2 separate regions of the Homo sapiens genome follow, and region 2 is linked to region 1. The links are chromatin contacts, found by Hi-C in ENCODE. All regions are on one chromosome and are shown on one strand. Each heading gives the region's core, a stretch centred on a gene start or an enhancer-like site at or near the end of the contact. The rest is flanking DNA. Distances are from core to core; before and after follow the strand shown.

Region 1 (6,173 bases), core at 2,237-4,736:
GCCACTGGCAAAGCTGCATTCACAAGCAGCCGTGGCCACCCTAAGTGGGGCAGTAAGAGGCTTCATCTACCACGTGACCAGCACAAACTAGAAAATAGCCTGCTGTGTCCACTGTGGAAAGAGAATCGTACCTGGTGATGAAGAGATAGCAGGTTTTGGTGGCATCTGTGGGCAGCTAGAGCAGATTGGCTTTGGTGATGACGTACCAGTGTTCTGGTCCCCGTGAAAAAGGATACATGAGGATGGAGTGCACATGGCCTTGGCAGCACGCCCAGTAGAGGCAGTGCTTTGTAGGGAGGGAGACATGAGGTGAAACCAATTGCAAAAATCCAAAAACAGAAAACATGACTGGCTAGCTTTCAGTGGAGGGACCCTTCCCCGGAAGACGACACATAAAAGTAGCCTCTCCCGCATGAAAGTCTAGCTTCTCAGTGGTGGGGGAGGGGCAGGGAATTCACCTATCATCTGAAATTGAGAGCTTCTGTGAATGGCATACATCAGATCCCAACCCCAGCCTCATCCCCATCACACAGACACACCGAAACAAGTCTCAAAATTTCCTCAGAGAAGGAGAAAGGACATTTCTCATTCCATCAGCTTCCAACCCACAGCCAGGTAGAGTTATGAAGCCACAGTCATCCCCACTTCATAGTGAGACCAGAGCACTCAACTAAAACATGCCTTGCTTCCTTTGGAGACATTTCTTCCAGGTCCCCCAAAGCTGGATATTTTAGCCTCTTCTGAAGGCTTCTAAAAATTCTGGGTACCTTGTTGTTCTCCAAGCATCTTGTTGAAGTAACATGTGCTTAACATCAGAAAGAGAAGTTTTGTCTTTAGGAGAGTTGCACATTTAGGGCACAATAAATATACAGTAAATACACAAAGTGGCTCACTGGCTGGGAAGACTTCGGGGTTTCTAACTGCAGGGGCTGGGGGATGCCAATCTCCTGCAGCACCTGCTTGGAAGTAGCCCAGTCGTATCAGAAGTCCAACATCAGGATTTATAAAGTTCCTTGGCTTCCTGTAGGTGGATTCTCAAAGTAGGGAGGGTGTCCCAGACTGCAAGGTATGAGACTATTCTCCAGACACAAGACTTCCCCTGCTTATGCCAGAAATTTCAGCATGAGCAATTTGCTAGTTTAGGAACAGCACAACTTTAAGGTTTTTTAAATACAAATTACTCCATGCCCCCTCAAATGCCCGCTCCTCAAGATGCTTGAAGTTCTATTGTTAATAATTTTTACCTGTGAATTAGCAAAGCTCTCACCAAGCTCCCTTTTTAAAATGCAAGCACATCTTAGGAAGCCTCAAATCCAAGGCCCACTGATATCTCCTACCTCACAGGGAAAGCAGTAGTGGGGTTCTTGGGGGTTGGGGAGAGGGTGCACACCCTGGAATAGGGGGAAAGCACAAGAAAAAGAAGACAAGGACATTAGACAGACTTGACCACTGTCACAAAGTGCCAAGGGCCAGCTCTAGTGGTATATTCCTTTGAAGCCATCCAATGTCCATCTGAATCACACACGACCCCATCCAACACAGGCACAAATCTATCTTTGGGTCTGGAGGAGGGTGACCTCTTATTTATCCTCCAGACCAGAACACTTCTGAGTAAAATGGGGTGCTGTGAATAATTAAACTGGGATAATAAGTATAAATGGGGACTGTCCTGTCCTGGGAAAACCTAAAAGTAGGACCCTCTCTGAGACCATTATAGGCAGGAACTGAATCCTTACCACTTTGGTTTTTTGTTTTTTTCCTGTTTTTGTTTTGTTTTGTTTTGTTTTTCAGTGTTACCCGAGGCTTCTCTGAAGAGCTAGTTTTCCCAGCTGAAGAGACATAACACCTCCCAGGCCTGGAATCTATGACATCAAAGACCAATGGCCTAAACCTGAAGACTGGGCAGTTCTCATCTGCTTCCTGTAGGAGAACTCAAGGAAAAACAGTGAGCTGAGAAGCACAGGGAACCCATTTGTCCCTTATTCTAGCACACAGAGGACACGGTGCAGCTTCGAGAATTTTCCAGCTCTTCTGCAGACAAAGTCACAGTAGTTAAAGTACATAAGTGGGTGTGGCCAGAGAACTGCCCCTCTCACTGGTTATTTCTGGACATTCCCAGACTGTCCAACTGGACCTTCAGAAGAAAGCAGCTTTAGTAGTCTCAGGGTCCCCATGGGACAAATCCAGAAGAGAGGTCTCTGTGACTTGATTTTTAACACAGCGAAAGGATCAGTAGTAAAGAAATCCAGTAGACTGTCACACACGCTCACCCCCCAACTTAGAGAAACATAGAGAAACACCATGGTCTACACACACACACACACACACACACACTCCAGGGTCTGTATTGTCCCTGTAGAAACACCAAAACAAAGCCCAAAGGTGCTGCCTGGGGATGTCAAGACCCCCCTTGCTCAGGGCATAGGCCAGAGCACCTCAGGGGAACGGGGGTGGGTAATGGTGTCCACACTGCGATGAACAACACCAGTCTGCCAAGTCAGAGGAGAGCGGTTCTCACAGCAGCACAGACCCTCCCAAGCAAGTTGAATCCAGTCACCAAGGTCCTGCTGTTCAGAGTCACAGGCAGCACCTGCTCCTTCCTCCACCTCCTGGCAGTAGGAGTTTGGGTCACAAGGACTTGTGAATCACGGCAACACCTAATAAGAAAGGGGGAGAAAGTTATCATCTTAGCTTCTCCAAAATTACTCAGAGTCCCAGTGAGTTCATGAATCCAAGATATCCTGAGTCACAGCCAAGGGAAATGTGTGCAATTTTTATCCTAATATTGAAGTGGACTCAGGCTGCTAGCAGCTGGCTGTTCCCCACTCCAACAGCCAAGTCCTGGCAAGACACTTGAACCTACGAGCACAGTCCCTCAAACACCACTGACTAGTGGCCTCACCCTGTGTCATCACATGGACTCACTGTGGTGACTCCCATCCCCAGCCCTAGCACCCAGCCCAACAATGCTCAGCGCCCAGGGGCAGCTATGCAGTTCTAAATTTGAATCACTGTAAGAGAAGCAATGGGTGATTCATCTCTACTTTTAGAAGACACTGGAATGAAGCGGAAAGTACAGCAGGCTGCCTTCATGGGAGCAAGAAAGACTGAATTCCATTCCTAGCTCTGCCACCAGTCAACCTGCACTATGGCCTTTGGCAAGTTCTTTGACCTCTTTAGGCTCAGTTCCCACACAAATGTCATCTAAGAGACCCTGCCAGTGTGACAATCTCGACTTTGATAAATGCTCCAGACATGTATGCTATGTTACTGTTTTAGTCCGAGTGAACCATGCTCAGCACCTAACTATAAATCCACGCATGACCCAAAATCTCACTGTAAGGGACTGAGGCTACATGGCAGATATTACAGGTTGATTCCGTCAACATCCTTCCTACTTGCTATCCTCGACTACAGCCACCAGCAAGTTGCAAGCTCAGGTTCCCAGACTGCCTGGCAGCTAGATGTGCCACGTGACCCAGTGCTGGCCACTAAGACTGTAAAGGCAAGTGTGCCAGTGTTGCAACGCTGGCTTTGTTCTTGTTGTGACTGGAATGCTCACGCAAGGCCAAGGGGAGGCAGCAGCCCTTGATAAAGCTGGCAGAATAGAAAAGAGAAGAGAAACCTGGTTCTGTCAGTCTGAGCCCCCAGGCCAACCTTGGATTTCTTTCTACTTGAGACAAATACACTCACTTCCTTATTTAGGAAAGTATCTGTCAGGGTTTCTGGTGCCTGTTGCTAAATGAAATCCTAACTTACAGGTGTTTACAGGCAGGATATTACTGCAGCCTTATTTTAACATAGTCCCACAACTATGAAATGTTCTGATTGAAGATGAGATTGAGAGAACATGGCTAAAATCAAGCCAGGATACCCCACTGGAGATATTCTGCTAAGACATCTATTTCCTGTTTATTCCTGGCTAAAGGTGCAGACACAGAAGCTTCAAGGCAGGCAGAACCTGAGTCCAGGTGCCTGGTCTTGACAGCATCTTACTTGAATCTCAGACATCTCTTTCAGAAGGTAGCTTTTTTTTCTTGAAAGCAGGCTCCTGTGTTGCTTTTTCATATAACCTTTATCTTAATAATAAAAGTAATATATTCTCATTATGGGAAATCTGGAAAATGCAGAACACAAAGAAAAAATCTTTAATCCCTTCACACAAAGAAAACCACCACTGTCTTTTTGGAATACTTTCTAGCATCTAACAATAATCACAATCATTTACTGCATGGTGTCTAATGCCAGGCAGGCATTGTGCTTAGCTCTTCACAAGTATTACTGCATTTCATTCTCACAGCACCCTAAAAGGCTTAGTCTAATTTTATTCCCATTTTACAAATAAGACAACAGGGGTTCAGTATGATAGAATACCTGGCCCGGAGACCCAGGGCTAGTGGCAGAGCTGGGATTCAAATTCATATCTGACTCCAATATCCATCTGTAGAAGAAGCAGCAGCTATTCAACCCCCACTCCCACTACCACCAATACAGGACTATATGCGTGAGTTCACAAGGTTCATACAACTTTGCATCCTTTTTTAACCTAACAGGCTATTACAAATGTTTTCTCATAACATTAAAAATCCATAAACTATATAAATATCCCATAGATTATTAGCTATTTCCCTCATGTCAGACATTAAGTAATTCTCAGTTTTTTGCTATTACAAGTAAGGCCCCAATAAATTTGTCCATAAATCTTTGTATTTTGGAGCATTTCCTTAGACTTTAAGATAATAGACTCAGTAAGTGGGTTTGAACATAAAATTGCAGGTTTGCTTGTCTCCTTCCTACCTACTTCTGGAGAGGGCAGACAATGAAGAAAGGGACATGAAATATTCAGCATATATATGAAATTCTAACCACCCACACTTAACTCTTCCCCTCTCATTAAGGCACACATGGAGTCAAGGGAAGATTCCTCACTTGTCTCACTCATCCCAGAACAGAATTACTCCAGGACCAAACTTCTTCTAAAATGTTTTATACTTAGCCAAGAAAAGTATTACAAGGTGAAAAAAACTCTAAAGGAAGAAAAAAGTTAAAGTTCATTACAACAGAAGTCTTATGTTGAAAGAATGTGCTGCAAACTCCTTCAAATTTGCACAGCACAATCTTCCTCTGCAGTCAAACAAGATGGAATGACTGACCTTTATAATGCAAAATGGGAATCGGAAGAATATTCCTGGAGTCGTGGTATGGATTAAAAGAGATAATGACTATAAAATACTTTGGATAATGCCTGGTATGTTCTGTGCATGCTGGATCAATAATGTTATCTCTATTCCAGGTTCTGGAAAACCAGATACAAGGAACTGAACTACACCATGGATATATATTTGCTCATCTCCCCATGGACCCAACCTTAGTAGTACCAACTCTGATGCCACCCCTGCCCCTGCTACTCACCAAACCCCTCACACACACTCCCCAAGAAGCTTCCACACCCGCCTGGTGCCTTACTCTAAGGCTTACCCTGAGCTGGGGTAGCACAAAGGGCATGGACTTAGAACTCTGGGTTTGAACTCTGACTTTGCCATTTATTAGCTGTGTGGCCTTCAGCAAGTTACTTAAACTCTCCAAACCTGTTATATCATCCATAAAATAGACGGATAGAGTCCCATTCAGCCCAAGGGTTGTTGAAAAGATGAGAACAAATGCACACTCTGTTCCTAACACACTGCCCCATGGCACGGGGCCAGCCACGCAGTAAAGGACAGCTATTTGTGTGATTGTGATCCACCCTCAAAGTTTAATTGAGCCTATCTCCTCCAGGAAGGGTTCCCTGGCTTTGCCAGTTCTCACCAGTCTTTCATGTGCTAAAACCTGTCTAGCGTATGTCATTTAGAACTTGTATATGCATCATCTTGTCTTCCCAGTTGTCCAATTCGACCCTGGACAACAACAATCGCATCTTATGCCATCTAGGAGCCTGGCACAAAGTAAACCAGGAATGGCAATGAAATTCTAAAATCACTTGTGACAACTCAGTTCAGTTGGAAGTGGTTCGATGGAATGAATGTTATAAATTCTGAGGCTATCTTCAGGTTCACAGGGTTCGGGCAGGGGCAGGGGTTAATAAGTGCTAATTATCAATATCTGTCATGAGTGCAGAATGAAGGAGTGGTGGCCATGTAACAATTACCTGTCATCCCTGGAGGAGGCACTCA
Region 2 (6,173 bases), core at 1,264-3,763, 720 kb after region 1:
AACTTGACTTGCAGGGTTTTTTTTTTTGTTTTGTTTTTTTTGTTTTGTTTTGGGTCTCAGTTTCTTTCAATGTTTTGCAAATGAGCCAATGCCTACTTTTAACTCAACCATTTAATTCATAATAATTAAATTATTAATTTAATTAATAATAAAAAGGTGAACAGCTTAGTGGTGAAAAGCAAGGGCTTTTAGACTGCTTTTTGAGAGTACCTTTGCCTACCATGTGGGCAGTCACTTAACTTCTTGGGCTGTTTCATTTGTCAAAGAGAAGGTTTTGTTTCATTTGATGATTGTAAGAAAAAATGAGAATATATATCAAAGTATGTAGGTCAAGTGTGGTGGTTCACACCTGGAATCCCAGCACTTCGTTTTTTGTTCATTTGTTTTTTTTTTTTTTTGAGACAGAGTCTCATTCTGTTGCCCAGGCTGGAGTGCAGTGGCACAATCTCGGCTCACTGCAATCTCTGCCTCCCCGGTTCAAGCGATTCTCCTGCCTCAGCCTCCCGAGTAGCTGGGATTACAGATGGGCGCCACAATGCCCAGCTAATTTTTGTATTTTTTAGTAGAGACGGGGTTTCACTTTGTTGCCAGGCTGGTCTCGAACTCCTGACCTCAGGTGATCCGTCTGCCTCAGCCTCCCAAAGTGCTAGGATTACAGGTGTGAGACACCACGCCAATCCCAGCACTTTGTGAGGCCAAGATGGGAAGATTGTTTGAGGCCAGGAGTTTGAGACTACCCTGGGCAACATAGCAAGACGCCTCTCTCTACAAAAATAGAAATAAATATGCTGGGCATGGTGGCACACCCCTGTAGTTCTAGCTATTCAGGAGGCTGAGATGGAAAGGATTGCTTGAGCCCAGAAGTTCAAGGCTGCAGTGAGCTGTGATCGCCTCAGTGCACTCCAGCCTGAGCAACAGCAAGACCCTGTTTTTACAAAAAAAAAAAAATGTAGCATGGTGTCTGGTACATAAGAGCAATTATTGGAAACCATGTGTCCCCTACTTCATGGCCCCTAACTCTGCTCCTTTTGCCAAGGGGAAATAAGCAGTGCAAGGTAAATCTTTCCACCCCTATTTTCTCAGTTAGTACTGTACCTCATTTTTCCTCTACTCTTTTTCAGTTTGTAGACTTGGTGGCTCCTGCCTCCTCCCCTCCCTGGCTCAGTGAGGACGACCCCCGCCACTGGCTCTACTTTCCAGCTGATCACAGCTATTTACCTGTCCCAGTCTTGAGTAAGGCACAAAATATTTACAGAAAACAGATGTCTTTCAGAGGACTTGCTGCTAAGTGTAATAGTGAAGATTACTTGCATTACTGCTACTTTCCAATCAATTAAAAAAAAGAAATAGAAAACTTTGTATTACAAAGAGATCACAACACGAACGCATTGTTTAAAGCCTCTCCTTTATCCACTTTTTTGCTTGTCTCCCTAAACCATCTGTGATGCTAGCTGAGACTCGAATTTACATAAGAGCCAGAAACCATCAACCCAACCTCTTCACACACTAACGTCTACATTCAATCTCTTTAAAAAAGACTTAAATTTTGGCTCATGTGGGAGGTGGTGGTAGTGGTGGAGACTTAATAAAAGGTGGTTTTGTCTTCCTGAAGTGGAAATATAGCGCCGTCAACATCTTTTCCCCATCTGCCTGTTTCCTCCTTCCCTTTCTGTTTAAGGAAAGTCTAACCACCGCACTTCTCCCCACCTCCCCGCACCTCCCCCCAGGCAAACGCAAGCAACTGAACCGCCTATGATGTCATAATCACAATCCCATTACCTCATCCTGCTGGGGGGGAGGGGGCGGAGAGAGAAGAGAGGGAGTGAACAGCCCTGGGCTATCCTGAGCTTTACAAAGTGTTCTGGGTGAGGGCAAATTACAGAACCAAGTGGAAACGTCCCCGCAACCATTATAAGTCCTGGGTTTTTAAGGTTCAGGCCGATCCGGCAGCTGCAAGAGGGGCTCCTGGGACTCCGAGCAGGCCCTAATCCGCGCTTGGACCACACTTCCCAGCAGCCTTCACGCCGCGGACGGGTCCTTTGCTGGGGGAAGGGGGATTCCTTCGAAGAGGTGGTCGTGGAGGGCGGGGCAGCAGAGCAGGTGAGGGGCACTGTGGCTAATTGCGTGACGCGGCCCGAACCGAGTGGGAGGCTGCAGTTGGGCCGTTGGAGGGAGGGAGGGCAGGGGCGATGCCTTTGTTTACCTTCTTCCGACATGGCCTCCCCCGCGGGTTTCAAGATGTGCCTCCAACTGGGGCCGTCCACTTTCTGCGATATTTTGGAGGGGGTGACTCGTTAGTGAGGAAACCACCCCCATCCCTAAATCAAAGCGCCAGGCTCGTTCCCAACAGCGCTGTCCGAGAGACACTTTGAGAGAGACACGACACGGAGCTGCGCCCTCCATGGGTGGCTTGGGGGGATTCTGCGAGCCGGAGCTGTCCCCCTACTCTCCTCAGGGACTCGTTGGTTCGCGCCAGCGCCTTTTAAGGGCACCGTGGGGCGAACCGAGCGCTCAGAGCTGCTCCGGCCGCGGCCCTGGGAGCTGGAGGAACCGCGGTAGGTGGTGGAGGGCAGGTGGCGCTGGGGCCTCGGGGCGGGCACCTCAACCGTCCCTCCCTCCTTCCCTCTTTCCCCTCCCCCAGCCCGACCGCCCGCGCGGCCGGGCCTCGCTGGCCGCCTCTGCGGGGAGAGCACGGGACCCGGTGGGGGAGGGGGTGGCGGAGTGCTAAGTCCCAGACCCTCCCCATCCCCTGCGTCCTGAGTTCGCTTCCCGCGGCCAGATGATGGAACCTAGTGGGAAGAGGCGAACGACAGCCCCCCTGAGCGAGCCCTGGCGCACCCCCCCCCCCGCCCCGGGGACCAGCGGACGCCCCATGCCCCACCCCGCGGGGACAGGCAGGGCAACAGAGGGAGAGGTTGAAGATTGGAGGGGCCTAGCCTTTTGCTTCTTCATGGGGGTGGGGGGAGGGGTGTTCCCCACTTGTCACCCCTTTCCCCACCAGAACCATATGGAAGAAGAGCAGGCAGATCTCCACCTACCTGTTCATGCAGCTCCCTGCCTTCCTCATGTTTTTCTTCAGTCTCCCCAGGAGGTGTGGGGCTGGGACCTGAGGGGAAGGTCCCCAAAGGGTTTGTGACTCTCCTCCCTGTTGGCCTGACCTGATCCTACCTTGTCTTGGTACAGCACAACCTCAGCATCCCTGAAACAGGAGTGTCAGGGGTTACTGCCATCCAATAGGAGATGGGGTGGGGGTCTGATCTTTATTTTTGGGGGCTGCTGGTGGAGGGAAAGCCTGGACTGAGAGTTAGGTCTGGTGGGGTTGCTGAGAGGGCCTAGCGGCCTGCTGCTCTGTGAAGGGCTGAGCCCCGTGCCAGTTGTTAAACTGAGAAGTTTTAACTTGTTTAGTGAATATTCAGGGCTGTCTCTACCCTTCAGATACACAAAATGGAAGGGGAAGGAAGGCGGCAAGAGAGGGCTTCTTACACTTTTTTCAATGCCTGCTTGAGAAAGAGGAGGCCCCTCGCGGAGCTGGTTTGCCTTCTTTTGTGTCCTGGTTTGATTCCTTATGGCTTCCGTTCTGTTCCCCCTCGCAGCCTGGCCTGTTTTAGGAAACTCAGGCTGAGAGTATCAGTTGCGTGGTGGTAGTTGCATTGTTCCAATTACCACTGTGTGTGGCCACATCCCAACAATTAAAATGCAGAAAAACACAAATTCACTGTCTTGACTTGATCCTAGAGGTGGCTGGGAGTTTGCTGTTTGTCCAAATGCCTCATGAAAAGCTGGAGAGTTTGCTTCATTCCCTGCTCCTCATAGCTGGTTAGCCTGAGGCCTGGGGTCTCTAGGGTAAAATCCTGCACTTAGGTTCCCTCTCTGGTTGATCTTTGAGGGCAGCAGAGTTAAGAAACCAAGAGCAGAAGTGATATAAGCTTTAGCTTCTCCCGTAAGAATATAGGGGAAGCAGCTGAAGAGAGCTCCCCGGAAGCTAGAATTTTGTTCAGGGTGGTAATAATTATGCATGAAAATGATAGTTAACTGTAATGATGATTGACTTCTCTTGCACCTTTCTTCCAGAGAACTCCAGGTACATCCAGGTTTATCTCTTTGCTCTTCCTTGTGCCCTCCTTCTAAGGTGTGAGTGGGGTAGAGATAATTCCTCTTTTTTGTAGAGTGATCTGCCCCCAAGGTCACAGAAGGAAGAGCCCTCTTGGGCTTTTCTTAGTGTGCAGGTGAGGGAGGATGGTATTCAGCCAGAGAGATGGACCCTATTGCCTTCTTCATCTTATTGATTTCATTACTTCTGACATTCTGAGGCCTTGAAGATTCACAAACGGGAACGAGAAATGGTAGTCTGTGTGGACTCCTGATTTTTATAGGTCAGATGGTACATTTTGTACATTTTAATATGTTATATTGTTCCTGTGACAGGTTAAGATTATTCTGCCCACTTTACATATGGGTAAACTGAGGCCAAGGAGTATTAAATGATTTGTCAAAACTCTTAGCAAATTGGATTAATAATTAGATTTCTTGATGATTTGTTCTCTTGACTAGCTAATGCTACACACATTCTCTGGTAAGCTGTCAGCTTGCTGCTCATTTCCGGGAATAGATAGAACAAAATCAAGACACTGGCTTAACCTCCCCTTTTCCCTTGAGCAAGGCCCCTCAGGTAATTGTGTGGGCTTGAAGCCTGTTATCTGATACAGTTAGTTTGCTTCTATCAGAAGTTGACCACGAGAAAGAATCTTGGTTAACTGTATCCATGGACTTTGCATCAGATGAGGCTAAAAACTTAGTTGAACAGTCATGGAGTTGTTGTTTACGACGTCTGTAGAGTTGAAATGTATTGGAATTACCCTGACCATTTCTTTATCTTCCCATTTGATAAGAAAACAAACACTGTATCTATTGGAAAACAATAATATATCAGATGTTTAGGCTGTGGGAGGACATAAAATCCTATGTACTCAGGTCTAAAGCAGAAAGTCTTGCCTACAACCACTGTTCTTCCTTGTTCTCTTATTACTATTTCTGTAGTTTAGGAGAAGGGTACCTCTTTTCACTTCTGACTGGAAGATAAAATACTGGGCTGATCTTGATGGAAATAATCATTTGGGCATCCCTCTCTCTCACTTGAGCAGCTGTTTTCTAAGTGGTGCTGGTATTCCAGTTAGAAACAACAGAGCATGAACCAGTTTAAGGGTAGCAAATAAGTTTCAACTTGATTGCCAACTCTATTTTATTTCATATCTGGACTGCCAAGTTCATAATTTCTGAAGCTGTGTTTAGGCTTAGCTGGAAAGAGCTGTGATCAATTGATGTCTGCCAGAGGCCTGGCTTAGGGGTGCTGTGGTATGTGTGCCATGCATTTTCCATCTCTGGACCAGGTGCATCTCTAATATCACTTGGGGCTGGTCCCTCTAATTGGCAGACTCAGCAGGCATGACTGGAGAGGGAAGTCCCAATGGTGCTAGAATGGTGCTGCAGTGGCAGAAGACGGCTCACAAGTGAGGTCTGGAAGAACAACAGGGAAGACATCCATCATTTGCTCCAAAGTGTGCAAGTCAAATCCTGGGGAGAATCATGATAACCCTGATCACTGAGCAGCTACAGAAGCAGACTCTGGATGAGCTGAAATGCACACGCTTCAGCATCAGTCTGGTAAAAGACCAGTCTTCCTGCTTCTCCACGACCCCCTCCCCCTTTTTTCTGAGGCTGATTGTTGCTATTACTTTACTCTTGTCCTGTGCTGTATGAATCATGGTACTTAACCTGGAAGAGCCCACTAATGGCTCAAAACCCAGCCCAAAAGGAAGGGGGCAGGGATTTTTCCACCGATAGAGAAGGGACAGCAAAACTTGGGTGGAGAAGGGTTTGAGATGTTGGAAGATGTGGATTGTTTGACTTACTAACTTTGGGAAGACAAGAGGAAGAACACTTAATGTCCCTAACATCCCTGTAGCTCATGAATCGCAGAGGAGAACTGAAGAGGGCTTCCTAGAAATCTGTCAGTGTGTCCTGAATCCAAATCATGATGGATATTCTCTCTTTCTTAGCCTTTGCCTGATCATGCAGACATCTCCAACTGTGGGAACTCTTTCCAGCTTGTGTCTGGTAAGGCATCGTGTGTGTTTGTGTACGTGTGTGTACCCATTCCTCTCTCCACACATTTC

What was found. A loop is a pair of places that touch in the nucleus more often than their neighbours do. Pooled maps may share reads with other maps.
Region 2: a map of gastrocnemius medialis shows a loop between it and region 1 (4-fold over the local background). The contact joins the promoter of FAM53C here to the enhancer-like site in region 1. A Hi-C loop is called at or near these places in 2 of 168 maps with a recorded cell type or tissue (ascending aorta and gastrocnemius medialis) and 1 of 50 pooled maps.

Annotation. Positions count from the first base shown.
Region 1 is chr5:137,619,470-137,625,642 of GRCh38, forward strand. KLHL3 (kelch like family member 3) reads right to left here. Exons shown (of 15, transcript NM_017415.3): 15 at 1-2,657. The coding sequence ends at 2,629. Among named protein-coding and RNA genes, the nearest start is that of MIR874, 25 kb to the right of the region's middle. RefSeq lists an enhancer at 3,450-3,499. Within about 2 kb of position 3,487, at least 17 of the 41 ENCODE cell types and tissues checked have a DNase peak (open chromatin) inside an H3K27ac peak, as active enhancers do; they include ascending aorta and gastrocnemius medialis, where a contact is called at or near this core.
Region 2 is chr5:138,335,753-138,341,925 of GRCh38, forward strand. It overlaps FAM53C (family with sequence similarity 53 member C), which reads left to right and starts at 2,514. Exons shown (of 5, transcript NM_016605.3): 1 at 2,514-2,555; 2 at 5,432-5,661; 3 at 6,057-6,114. The coding sequence starts at 5,584. LOC100128966 (a long non-coding RNA gene) reads left to right here. Exons shown (of 4, transcript NR_146628.1): 4 at 1,122-1,394. It also overlaps a transcript of CDC25C not described here. RefSeq lists enhancers at 1,664-1,743, 1,914-2,393 and silencers at 2,474-2,823, 2,874-2,963.